Linked DNA regions of Homo sapiens: region 1 is linked to region 2. The links are chromatin contacts, found by Hi-C or POLR2A ChIA-PET in ENCODE. All regions are on one chromosome and are shown on one strand. The core of a region is the stretch at or near the end of the contact, and the rest is flanking DNA. Distances in the headings are between cores, read along the strand shown. Region 1 has its middle 92 kb from the start of LINC02160. Region 2 overlaps LOC124900637 (a long non-coding RNA gene).

Region 1 (5,171 bases), core at 2,107-4,606, 49 kb before region 2:
TGGACACTGTCACCACGGAGTCTCTCTTATGAAGGCAGGGTGGCCTTGGGCAAAACTGAATTTGTCATTGTTGTTTTCATTAAAATATTCTTTACAAAAGGTGTTCATTTGCTGGAAGAAGAGGGAACTAAAGCCTGGGAGATTGGAAAAGAGTGGTTGATTTTGGTGTATGTAGAAAATGTGTGATCTTCAGTTTTTAAATATTTGCACTGAGGTGACAGTGTGGACTTGCAGAGAACTCTTGCTTTCTGGAAGTGAAGGCAGAAACAAGAGAAGCTGTAGTCTGGAAGAGCGAAGGGAAAAGAAGGGAGAAAATAGGGAGAAGTGAGTGAGAGGATAGCACCCTGCGAATAGCTGATGCAGGTTAGTAACTAAGCATAGAGGAACTAAGGGGGTGTTTGCAACTAAGGGAAGATTAAAAGACACACTTGGCATAGCCCAGGGAGTCTGCAAGGCAGCGAGCTCTAGCACAGAGGTTTCAATCAAAAGATAAAGAAATTGGACAGATCTGTGGCCTAGCAGGACAAACTTGGCTGTTCCATAACTGAAAGGAAGATGAAGCTCAGTCTTGAACTAGAAGGAAGGAATAAGGGAGGATGATCATAAATGTCAGCACTCAAAATGGGCTTTTTATTATCCTACATTAGCTTGGAGTTAGAGGTACTACAGATAATTCAGTGCCTCAGTGATGTGATCAAGGGCCCAGGTCAGCCCTTTCCACCCCTCTGTTTTGCCAGCCTCAACATATTAGCTTTTGTTCTCAGATGAAATGCTTACAGTGTCAAGATGGTTTCAGTGGTTCCAGACATCACTATTTCACTACAGTTTTATATAAATATAGGAAGGTATACAAAGTGGGCCTAACCTACTACCTCCAAGAAGACTTTGGGGGTAAAAGTCTTCTCCAGAAACCCTGATATACTTTCCTTATATATTAGTTATATTTCCACATTTAAGTCCACTGCCAAATGCAGCTAGAATAATCATGGCATGCACCAATCATGGCTTATATTTTCGAAATAGGAGAGAGGCTCACCTTTCCTGAGCACTTGGCTGCCTGCTCTGACCCAAATCACGAAGGGAAAATGGGAGGGGAAGCTGTTGATAGGCAGTCAACAATATCTGCCATAAATAACTCCGCGATCTCATTCAACAAATATATCCTCTTTTTTTTTTGGTTTTTATTCAAAGGATTTTGATAAAGGAACAAATACTATAGAGCAAGTTCCGGAAGGGATTTATTTATTTATTTTTAATGCTTGTGCCTGCTGTGTAGTATGAGGCTAAACTTGCGTTTTTTTTTTAACCACCTTGTTTACAGGGTATTCAAGAATTCTGGATTTCTGTAAATTCAGCTTGTTAATATGAATTCTGATTCTTAGGACTATACAGATTAGATTTGCTAACTACTTTTTTTGGTATATATCAAAATGTTTTATTGAACTAAAAAATGGCTTTCTCTATTTTGTGCTTATAAGACATTTTCTCCCAAAGGAAAATACCACCAAAAAGATTTCAATGTCCAAGAAGTTTGGTGAGACGTAAAATAAAAGTTATAAGCCTATAATTTCATACCATAATATAATTTTATCATGGTGGTATCATGAAGGAGCATTGGATTGGAAGACAAGAGACCTGAGGTGTACTACTGGCTCCTTGACAAAGTAGCTTGTGGTCTTTATTCAGTTATTTTACTTCTCCAGACCTCAATTTCATCATCTCTTCCCTTGAGGGAGTTATATTAGATCAGTGTTTCCTACACTGTGTTCCATGTAAAACTAGCTTTCCGAGAAAGGTTTATTGATATACGAAAACTGGAAAATTTGGTCAAACAACTTTGGAAAATACTGGGTTAAACCAAGTTAATCACATTTCTTCATTGCAGGATTTTCGGGGCCTTTACTATGCTAATATAGATTGTGAATCTCCAAGAAAAGGACAGAGTATATAGGGTTTTCTAACACTGTTTGGCCAGGAAGTCTATTTTGTTTTTGTTTGTTTGGTTTGGTTTCGGTTTTTTAAAGTATCACAAAACATTTTTCTTTGGAGCACAGTGTGAAACATTGAGCTGGTTAACATTTGACTCTGCAGTTGTGCAAAAGGGATGTGTTCTTTGATTTCAGAGGCTTTCTGTGAAAATAACTGGGTGGAGGTATATCTCCAATTATATTGAAGGAGGAAAATCAAAACTAGAACCTGGGGCTGGGCATGGTGACTCACTCCTGTAATCCCAGCATTTTGGGAGGCCGAGGCAGGTGGACTGCTTGAGCTCAGGAGTTTGAGACCAACCTGGGCAATATAGTGAAACCCTGTCTCTACCAAAAATACAAAAAATTAGCTGGGTATGATGGTGCGCACTTGTGGTCCCAGCTACTTGAGAGGCTGAGGCAGGAGGATCACTTGAGCCTGGGAGGCGGAGGTTGCAGTGAGCTGAGTTTGTGCCACTGCACTCCAGCCTGGGTGACAGAGCGAGACTCTGTCTCAAAAAACAAAACAAAACAACAACAACAAAAAATCAAAACAATAAAAAAAACTAGAATCTGCAGAATGGATAGAGTTTTCATAGCTGATGATGAGTGGAGAGATTTTTGGATTAAACGGTTAATCTGGATAAAAACATGAACAGAAGGCTTTGAGAAAGCCTCCACCATCTTCATTTGTAACTTCAACCTTCCTCATCATGCAGAAGTGGGTTGAGAGGCATGTATGGTAGAATGAATGAACTCTTATGTATAATAGACTATGACATTTGAAAAAGCCTAAGAGGTTTAGGGCTGTGATTCTCTTGTGACCTATTGGAATGAGAGGTCCTCAGAAGGTGCCTATGAATGTGCATGTGAACATGTATGCCACATGTGGTCATGTGTGTGCATGCATGTTCATGTGTATGCACAAGTGTTTGTGTTTTAACCAGTTTATTTGGATCTGAGATGTTTTTTACACATTTTTCACCTAATTTTAATATTTTTTCTTCTTTTTTTCTTAAATTGTTGGAGTTTCTTGGCTATCTTGAAAGAAACTGTAGAAGTCACACAGAAGGGGAGGTAAGAAGGCATCTCTAACATTGCAGTGTTCCTGCTCTTCATTCCTCTGCCACCTGGCAACTTTTACTTCCTATAACAATTGAATTCTGGACCCAGGATTTTTAAGGGTAGGAACACATTTCTATGAAATTTTGCAGTCAAAGAAAACATGTATTGTCAACACTGTTTGGAATCCATGATAGTTATCATACTTGGCATCAGGGAAATTGAAATCCCACATGATTCATGCCCTAGGATTTTTCCCTTGGCTTTCATGTCCACTGAAACATTTCCTGGCTTGCTTGAGTTCTCATCCAGCCCAGGAGGTTCCTATCAGAGCTGCCTGAACAGACTGCGTAACATGGGTGATTTATGATGCACTAATGATGGAGTTGCAGATTTTTTTTATTAAATACCAAGAACAGAAGGGAAACAAAAGGGAAAAACATAGATCATAACTATTACTGCCTGAAATCTTTGCACTGGGCATGTGAAAAACAAAGCAACGAGAGGCTCAAATCTTACCATGTCGAGCAAACTTGTGTGTGGATTTACTGGTTTCTTCCCCTGGGGTTTTCTGTTTCTTCCCCTTTGGCTTCCTCTTTGGAACAACAACCTAGGAAATATTGTCATTCACAAACATTTTATTAAAGTGCATTTATTCAGTCAACATATATTTGTTGAGCAACTACTCTGTTTCAGGCACTGGTTTAGGCCCTGAGTACACGCAGCAGTCAACAAAACAGACAAAAATTCTTTTATGGAAATTGTGTTTCTAGTGGGAAGATTTTACATACACACATACATACAGTTATACTATAGATATTTATTATATGTACATAATATATACACATATATAATACATGTACATATATAATATAAATACATACATACATATACAAATATACATGTGTATATATAGCAAATTAAACAGTGATGAGAGCTAAAGAGAACAAAAACCAGGAAAGGTGAAATGGAGAGTTTGGGGGAAGGAGAAGGGTTGAAATTTCAAATGGGGTTCAGAGGGAAGGCCTCATGAAGAAGGTGACTAAAGCCTCCAAGGCATTGAATCTTTCCAGATGGAGGGAATCTCAGGTGCAGTAGCTCTGAGAAGTGTGAGAAACAGCAGCAGGCCAGCATAGCTGCAGTGCACAGAAGAGAGAAGACGAGATGAGGGCATGGTAGCATCGTGGGTTATAGTAGGGACTTGGCTTTCTACTCCTGTGACACAGAAAGCCATTGGAGGGTTTTAAGCAGAATCTGAGCTTGACTTACATTTTAGCAGAAATATTTGACTTCTGTAGTGAAACACACAAGGGCAGAAAAAGGGAGACAAATAGGTAAGCTACCTGGGAATCTGAGGCCTTGTCTTCAGTTTCTTCCAGGGAGCTCTTTTGACAAGACCTAAATTACTGGCTCTTGTGTGTACTGTTCCATACCCATCTCATGGGAATCCCTTCTTCATCTTCGCCTCAGCAAAATACAGGAAATGCAGCAACTTCTTTCTGGCTGCCAAAGCCACAAGCCAACCTATCTCTTGCTTTTCAGAGTTTTCAGGCAGGATCAGACACCATTTCAGTGAGTTCCCCTCTAACAGAAGAAGATTAATGAAAAGCTATCTGAGTGCTCTCTTTGTAGCCTAATTTCTCTTGGCTGGGGTCAAGAAGGAAGCCCTCTATTCCCCTTTGGGAAGGAAAAGACTCATAAAACACCAATAATTTTCTCCACTGAAATACCCGTTAGAGATTCTCTAAGTAATGTCCTCAAAGTCTCTTTCATTAGACTTTATTTTAGGAGCTAGTACTACTTCTGTGCCGTTTTCTTGGAGGAAAAAAGATAGCATAACATTCTCTGAGGAAATCTTTCTTCTCAAGCTGTATTATTCTCCCATTTTTTATCCTCTGGATGAATGTAACGGATTAGAGAGTTTTGCAATTATTTCTTCCAACTACCCCTTTTGAAATTTGCATCTTGGTCTAGCATTCTATCTTGTAATGTCATAGCTATTATATTTTGGTACCTTGGTTACAACATCCTATTACAAAGGGAAGGGTTCTTTGCTAATTAATGACTTATGTATTTCTGACTTGATAATAGCTATCAATAAATGAGAATGTGTTTGGCAGAGAGTTTCTAAAAAGAAAATTC
Region 2 (5,671 bases), core at 2,727-5,226:
TTCCTTTCGTGTCTTAGTTCTTCTTGAAGTTTGATGCCAATTAGATGCCCTCACTGTGACAGTTTCCTCATGGTCACATCTCCAGGTGTTGGGAACAAGTATGTCTGGTGCTATATTTGAGTATGACCCAAACACATATTTTCTTTCTTCCCAGGCAAGCCTGGAAGCATTTTAACCATCTTTTCTGCACATATTTTTGAGGAGATCCTGACGAGAGAGTACAAGTTGTGGTTTTCATGTTGAATTTATTGCCTTTCTCATTAAACAGTAGTAAGAAATGGAGTCTCACAGTTTTCATCTGTCCAGAGTTTCTGGTGCAGCTTTTGATGTTTTCTGGTTTACAGCCTGCTATGGATTTCCTGTATTCAGCAGACATTTGACCCTTTTTCCCGCCACCCTCCTATTTTTTAAACACAGGAAAGTTAAATTCCTGGGATGGCAGAATACAGTAGCTGATACAAAACTATGGTATTTTAATCCTATCACACAGTTAATTGTTAAGTCCTTGGTTGTAGGACACACACTGTAAATGTTAAAAGTCCTCAGAATTGGGGAATACCACTGTCATTCATTCAGCATATATTTTTTTAAGCCTCCCTTTGGAGGGACAATGCTGGACTAGGCAACAAACTAGATTCTGTTAATTTATTTCAAATATTTTATCTTGAGAAAACGAAAAATGTTTCAAAGAAAATAAGAAGGCACTTGAATTTATTTTTAGCTCTTGGTGTTTTCAAAAAATGACCACACTAATTGATGTATGTCCTGAGTAAATCTATTTGTGGGATCTCACTATGGCCCCAGTTACTAGACAGAAATAGCAAATTAATATCATCATATCTTCTCAAGTCTTTATCTGAGAGGCATGGTTTGTTTTTGTAAATGGAAAAAGCGATATTAATTAACATGATGTATCTCCACAGGAATGATGTATGATGTGGAATCCCACCCTTGCATCTTTAACGCTTTGCCTGGTTCTCTATCTCCTACCTCTTAGAATATGACACACAAGGATGGTTTTTTTAAAACAATATGTAGGATATAATTAGGAAACTACTGAGTCTTCATGGTAATGTCAGTGTTTGGTGGCTGAGATAATAAAAAAGCAAGATAATTTAAAACCATTTATTAATTTTTGCAACCAATCATATGTGTACAGTCACATACCACATAATGATGTTTCTGTCAGTGGTGAACCACATATACTATGGTGGTTCCATAAAATTATAATGGATCTGAAAAATTTCTGTCACCCAATGATGTAGCTGTTGCCATGTCATAGTGCAGCACATTACTTCTGTGTTTGTAGTGATGCTGATATAAACAAATCTGTACAGCCAGGTATATCAAAGTCCAGCACATACAGTTATGTACGGTACATAATTCTTGATAATGACAATAAATGACTATGTTACTGGTTGATTTATTATACTATGCTTTTAATCATTATTTTAGAGTATACTTCTTCTACTTATAAAAAGAAGTTATCTGTAAAACAGCTTCAGGCAGGTCCTTCAGGAGTGCTCCAGAAGAAGGCATTGTTACCATAGGAGATAACAGCTCCATGTATGTTATTCCCCCTGAAGACCTTCCAGTGGGACAAAATGTGGAGGCAGAAGACACTGATATCATAGGCCTAGGCCAGTGTGTTTGTGTCTTAGTTTAAATGAAGTTTAAAACATTAAAAACAATTATTTTAAAAATAGAAAAAAGCTTATAGAATAATAATATGAAGAAAAAATACTTTGTGTAGCTCTGCAATTGTGTTTTTGTTTTAAGCTGTTATTACAAAAGAATCGAAAAGTTAAAAAAATCAAAAAGTTTATAAAGTAAAAAAGTTTCAGTAAGCTGAGGTTAATTTATTATTGAATAAAGCATTTTTAAAATAACATTTAATGTAGGAAAAGTGTACAGTGTTTATAAAGTCTACCGTAGTGTACAATAATGTGCTAGGCCTTCCCATTCACTCACCACTTACTTATTCACTGACCCACCCAGACCAGCTTCCAGTCCTGCAAGCTCCATTCATGGTAAGTGCCCTATACAGGTGTACCATTTTTTATCTTTTAAAAGATAGTTTCACTGTGTTTTTTCTATATTTAGGTATGTTTTGATACACAAATACTTACCATAATGTTATAGTTGCCCACAATATTCAGTACAGTAACATGCTGTGTAGGTTTATAGCCTAGGAGCAATAGTTCACACCTTATAGCCTAGGTGTGTAGCAGGCTGTACCATCCAGGTTTGTGAAGTCACTCTATGATGTTTGTACAGTGATGAAATTGCCTAATGAAGCATTTCTCAGAACATTTCCCTGTCATTAAGCAATGCACAACTGTATTTATAAAATCAGGTATATCTTCACTAATTGGCTTTATTTAGGTTAAAGTTAAAATGTTTTCCCAAAATCACACTAACACTTGGAGGTTATCTTACACAAGTATCAGAGATTACAAATGTATTTTGAATGTCTATAGTAGATATTACATTCTGTATTTTTTCATATTTGATGATTTACATTATTATTTTCATTTCTGCTACCATGAAAACAAGAATGAGTTTAGCACACTGTTCATAAGGTGTCAAAGGTGTACTGGCTAGGTTGGAGTCACCTCTCCAGATCTGTCTCTTTTTATTCATACCTGCTTCACCCCGCTTTGGCCCCTAGAAACTTGATAGGTATAGACTAGTCAGACTCTGGTGCCTCTAGCTTCTGGATGCTTTTGGTCAGTGGGAGCCTTGCTCATATTTCTGGGCATTTTTCCTGAGTTTACTTTCAGTGGCTGTCTCTCTTTCAAAGGTGACCATCTGACATGACGAGTTTCCTCTTGGGTTACGGTCACCTCACTCCCCTTCCACTGTGCTTAGGAGTATTAACAGATCCTTGGGCGTTGTGAGCCTTCAAGTGACCTACTTACTGCCTCTCCCCTCACATCCTTCCACACATTGTATACATCTTGTTATAAATAAAGCATCCTCAAACTCTTCTGCCTTCAGTGTGCCATCTGTTTCCTATAGGGACGCTGACTTTTTTTTTTTAAAAAAAGAAAATATACAGAGCTCAGGGTGCAGGGTAGCTGTGAATTACTTTCATTTGTAAACAGTGAGGGAAGAATAGAAGAATAGAAAAAGAAGAATAGAAAATTGTAGCTCACCTTCAGATTTGTTAGAAAAGAACTTAAAGCTCCTAGGATAAGCACATTTACTATTTTTTCTGTCCCAAACAGATATAATTTTTATGTGTGTATATATATATATGTATATACACACATTATATATAAATATATATAATATATAATATAAATATAATATATATATTATATTTATGTTATATATATAATATATTTATATATTATATAACATAAATATAATATATATAATATATTATGTTATATTATATATATATATACACCTTGTGTTTGCTCAGTTTTGTACATAGCTCAAAATTTCACTGAATATACTAGTGCACGAATATGGGTGAACAATAGCGGTTTAGATCTGCCCCATGGGTAAGATGCAATTCTTTTTTTTTTTGACGGAGTTTTGCTCTTGTTGCCCAAGCTGGAATGCAATGGCGTGATCTTGGCTCACTGCAACCTCCGCCTCTGGAGTTCACGCGATTCTCCTGCCTCAGCTTCCCTAGTAGCTGGGATTACAGGCACCTGCCACCATGGCCTGCTAATTTTTTGTATTTTTAGTAGAGACGGGGTTTCACCATATTGGCCAGGCTGGTCTCGAACTCCTGACCTCAGGTGATCCACCCTCTTCGGCCTCTCAAAGTGCTGGGATTACAGGCAATATGCAATTTTTTTATTCCTGAGATTCTATATGTTTCTTCTGACTGACCCTGAGATGATTATTTATTATCCATAGTGATTGTGCTGATGGAATTTCTGAGGATGACTAATAATTCTGTCAGAGCTCACTCCAGTTAGAGTCTTTTCTTTGGCAAGCGTCTTTTCTTTGGCAAGTGACTAAAAGTATTGTTATGTCTGTTATTCATTGTGGTACTGCTTCCTCTATTCAGAGGCTACGTGGACTATAGCATTCTAAATGTATAAACTCTAAACCTTAGTGTTCTAGGTGGGCATTTGCAATGATGAATGGCAAAAGACTTTTCTACTCACTCAGTACTTTCATATATAGGATACAGGCCAGGATAGGTGAAATGGTAACTCTGCTTTTTTAGCATTTGTTTTGAAATAATTTTAGATTCACTAAAAGTTACAAAAATAGTAGAGTATTCTTGTGCACCATTTACCAACTTCCCCCAATGATAGCATCTTTGCATAACCAGAATTTTATATTTTATTAAGAAATTTTTTATAGAATAGATTTATTGATTTATTTCTGTCCTCTGTGTTTTAGTTTGTTCATGAGCTAATATCAAAGAAGCTCCATCTTTCTATTTTTATTTTGGGAAACAAATTTAGGATGCTTTTGTTCCCTCTTAAGAGGGAACAAATAGTATAATAAACAAATTCTTTTTGCTAGAAAGTATTAGCTTGTGGGTAGTGAAAGGCTGCTTTTATTGTAGAATTTTTAGCAATGACAGCAAAATATTGACTTTTTTTATTCCATAACAGAACAATTGGTTGTGATTTGTTACATACCAGAAATGCTTTCCCTAGCAGTGCCAAAGTATATTTGGGGAAGGATGTGGAGTTTATAGGCAGCCTTTGTTTAAAAAAAGAGAGAGAGATGGAAAGAACTACTTTTTCCAATTTTTTATTTATTATAGCTAGCACATTTTTCTGTTTATAAATTTATTTCCAATGTCTGTCTACCAAAAAGTAAAATCTGATAGAGTACGTTTGGATATTTTATTTTCATTTTCAGACGTATGGTCTGGAAAGACCTCTTTAACATTAAAAGATCCTTTAAAATAAGGCTTCAAATTGCCAAGAGCTGAAAATATAGAGTAATAATTTTTATGCTAAACTTGACTTTTGAGTACTCTGTAATGATTAATGTCTCTTCTGATGTCCAATTCCATATGAAATATTATATTTTTATAAGATAGTTTGTACTTCTTATAACTATAGAATGATCATATTCTCATTCAGATAGCCCTGCCCTCAAAATGTGGCCCTGGTCAACCAAACCCTGTGTATTCAAACACCTATTTCAGATTCTGCATTCACTAAGGAGATGAAAGCAAGTGGAAATAACCTGCTCTCTGTAGCATTCATTCAGCTATAAAGAGGTAGGCCATTGGTCTTTTAACAGATTATTGTGTATTAGCTGCTTTTCACTGAAGTCAAGTCTACTGATCAAGAAGCAGACACATCAGCTAAAAACTAGTAACTTTATAAATGACCCATTTGCCAGTTTCCAAGCATTATTTGAAATATTTGCATTTAAAATTGGAGAGACAAATGTAATTTTAACTTTCCATAAAAATTGGTTATTAATTGCAATGAATTTTCAAGGTTCTAGTTCTATAATATAAAGCAAATTTATACTATATTAAATTGTACATTTATTGTGCTACTTTCAAGCATTTAGTTTTAATAGCCCTGGGGGAGACTGCAGCTTGTTTTACTGTGCTCAGCAACAAGTCAAGGCTTGCGTTGTATGTCTATTTACCTCCTATTTGAAATTCTTTCTACAAGTATCTTTCTGCTGAAGAGGAGAATTTAAAGATGAAACTGAAGTACAAGGAAAA

What was found. Hi-C counts contacts between places; a loop is a spot of excess contacts on that map. ChIA-PET counts read pairs that join two places held with the same protein, here RNA polymerase II (POLR2A). Pooled maps may share reads with other maps.
Region 1: a loop to region 2 is called in a map of endothelial cell of umbilical vein, with 6 times the contacts of the local background. The contact joins two enhancer-like sites. A Hi-C loop is called at or near these places in 4 of 168 maps with a recorded cell type or tissue (Calu3, PC-3, endothelial cell of umbilical vein and 1 more) and 1 of 50 pooled maps. POLR2A ChIA-PET finds 5 or more read pairs at or near these places in 2 of 52 experiments (AG04449 and MCF 10A).

Annotation. Positions count from the first base shown.
Region 1 is chr5:33,319,381-33,324,551 of GRCh38, reverse strand. No RefSeq gene overlaps it. Among named protein-coding and RNA genes, the nearest start is that of LINC02160, 92 kb to the right of the region's middle. Within about 2 kb of position 3,356, at least 4 of the 41 ENCODE cell types and tissues checked have a DNase peak (open chromatin) inside an H3K27ac peak, as active enhancers do; they include PC-3 and endothelial cell of umbilical vein, where a contact is called at or near this core.
Region 2 is chr5:33,270,761-33,276,431 of GRCh38, reverse strand. All of the region lies in intron 1 of LOC124900637 (a long non-coding RNA gene), which reads left to right. Among named protein-coding and RNA genes, the nearest start is that of LINC02160, 44 kb to the right of the region's middle. Within about 2 kb of position 3,976, at least 4 of the 41 ENCODE cell types and tissues checked have a DNase peak (open chromatin) inside an H3K27ac peak, as active enhancers do; they include PC-3 and endothelial cell of umbilical vein, where a contact is called at or near this core.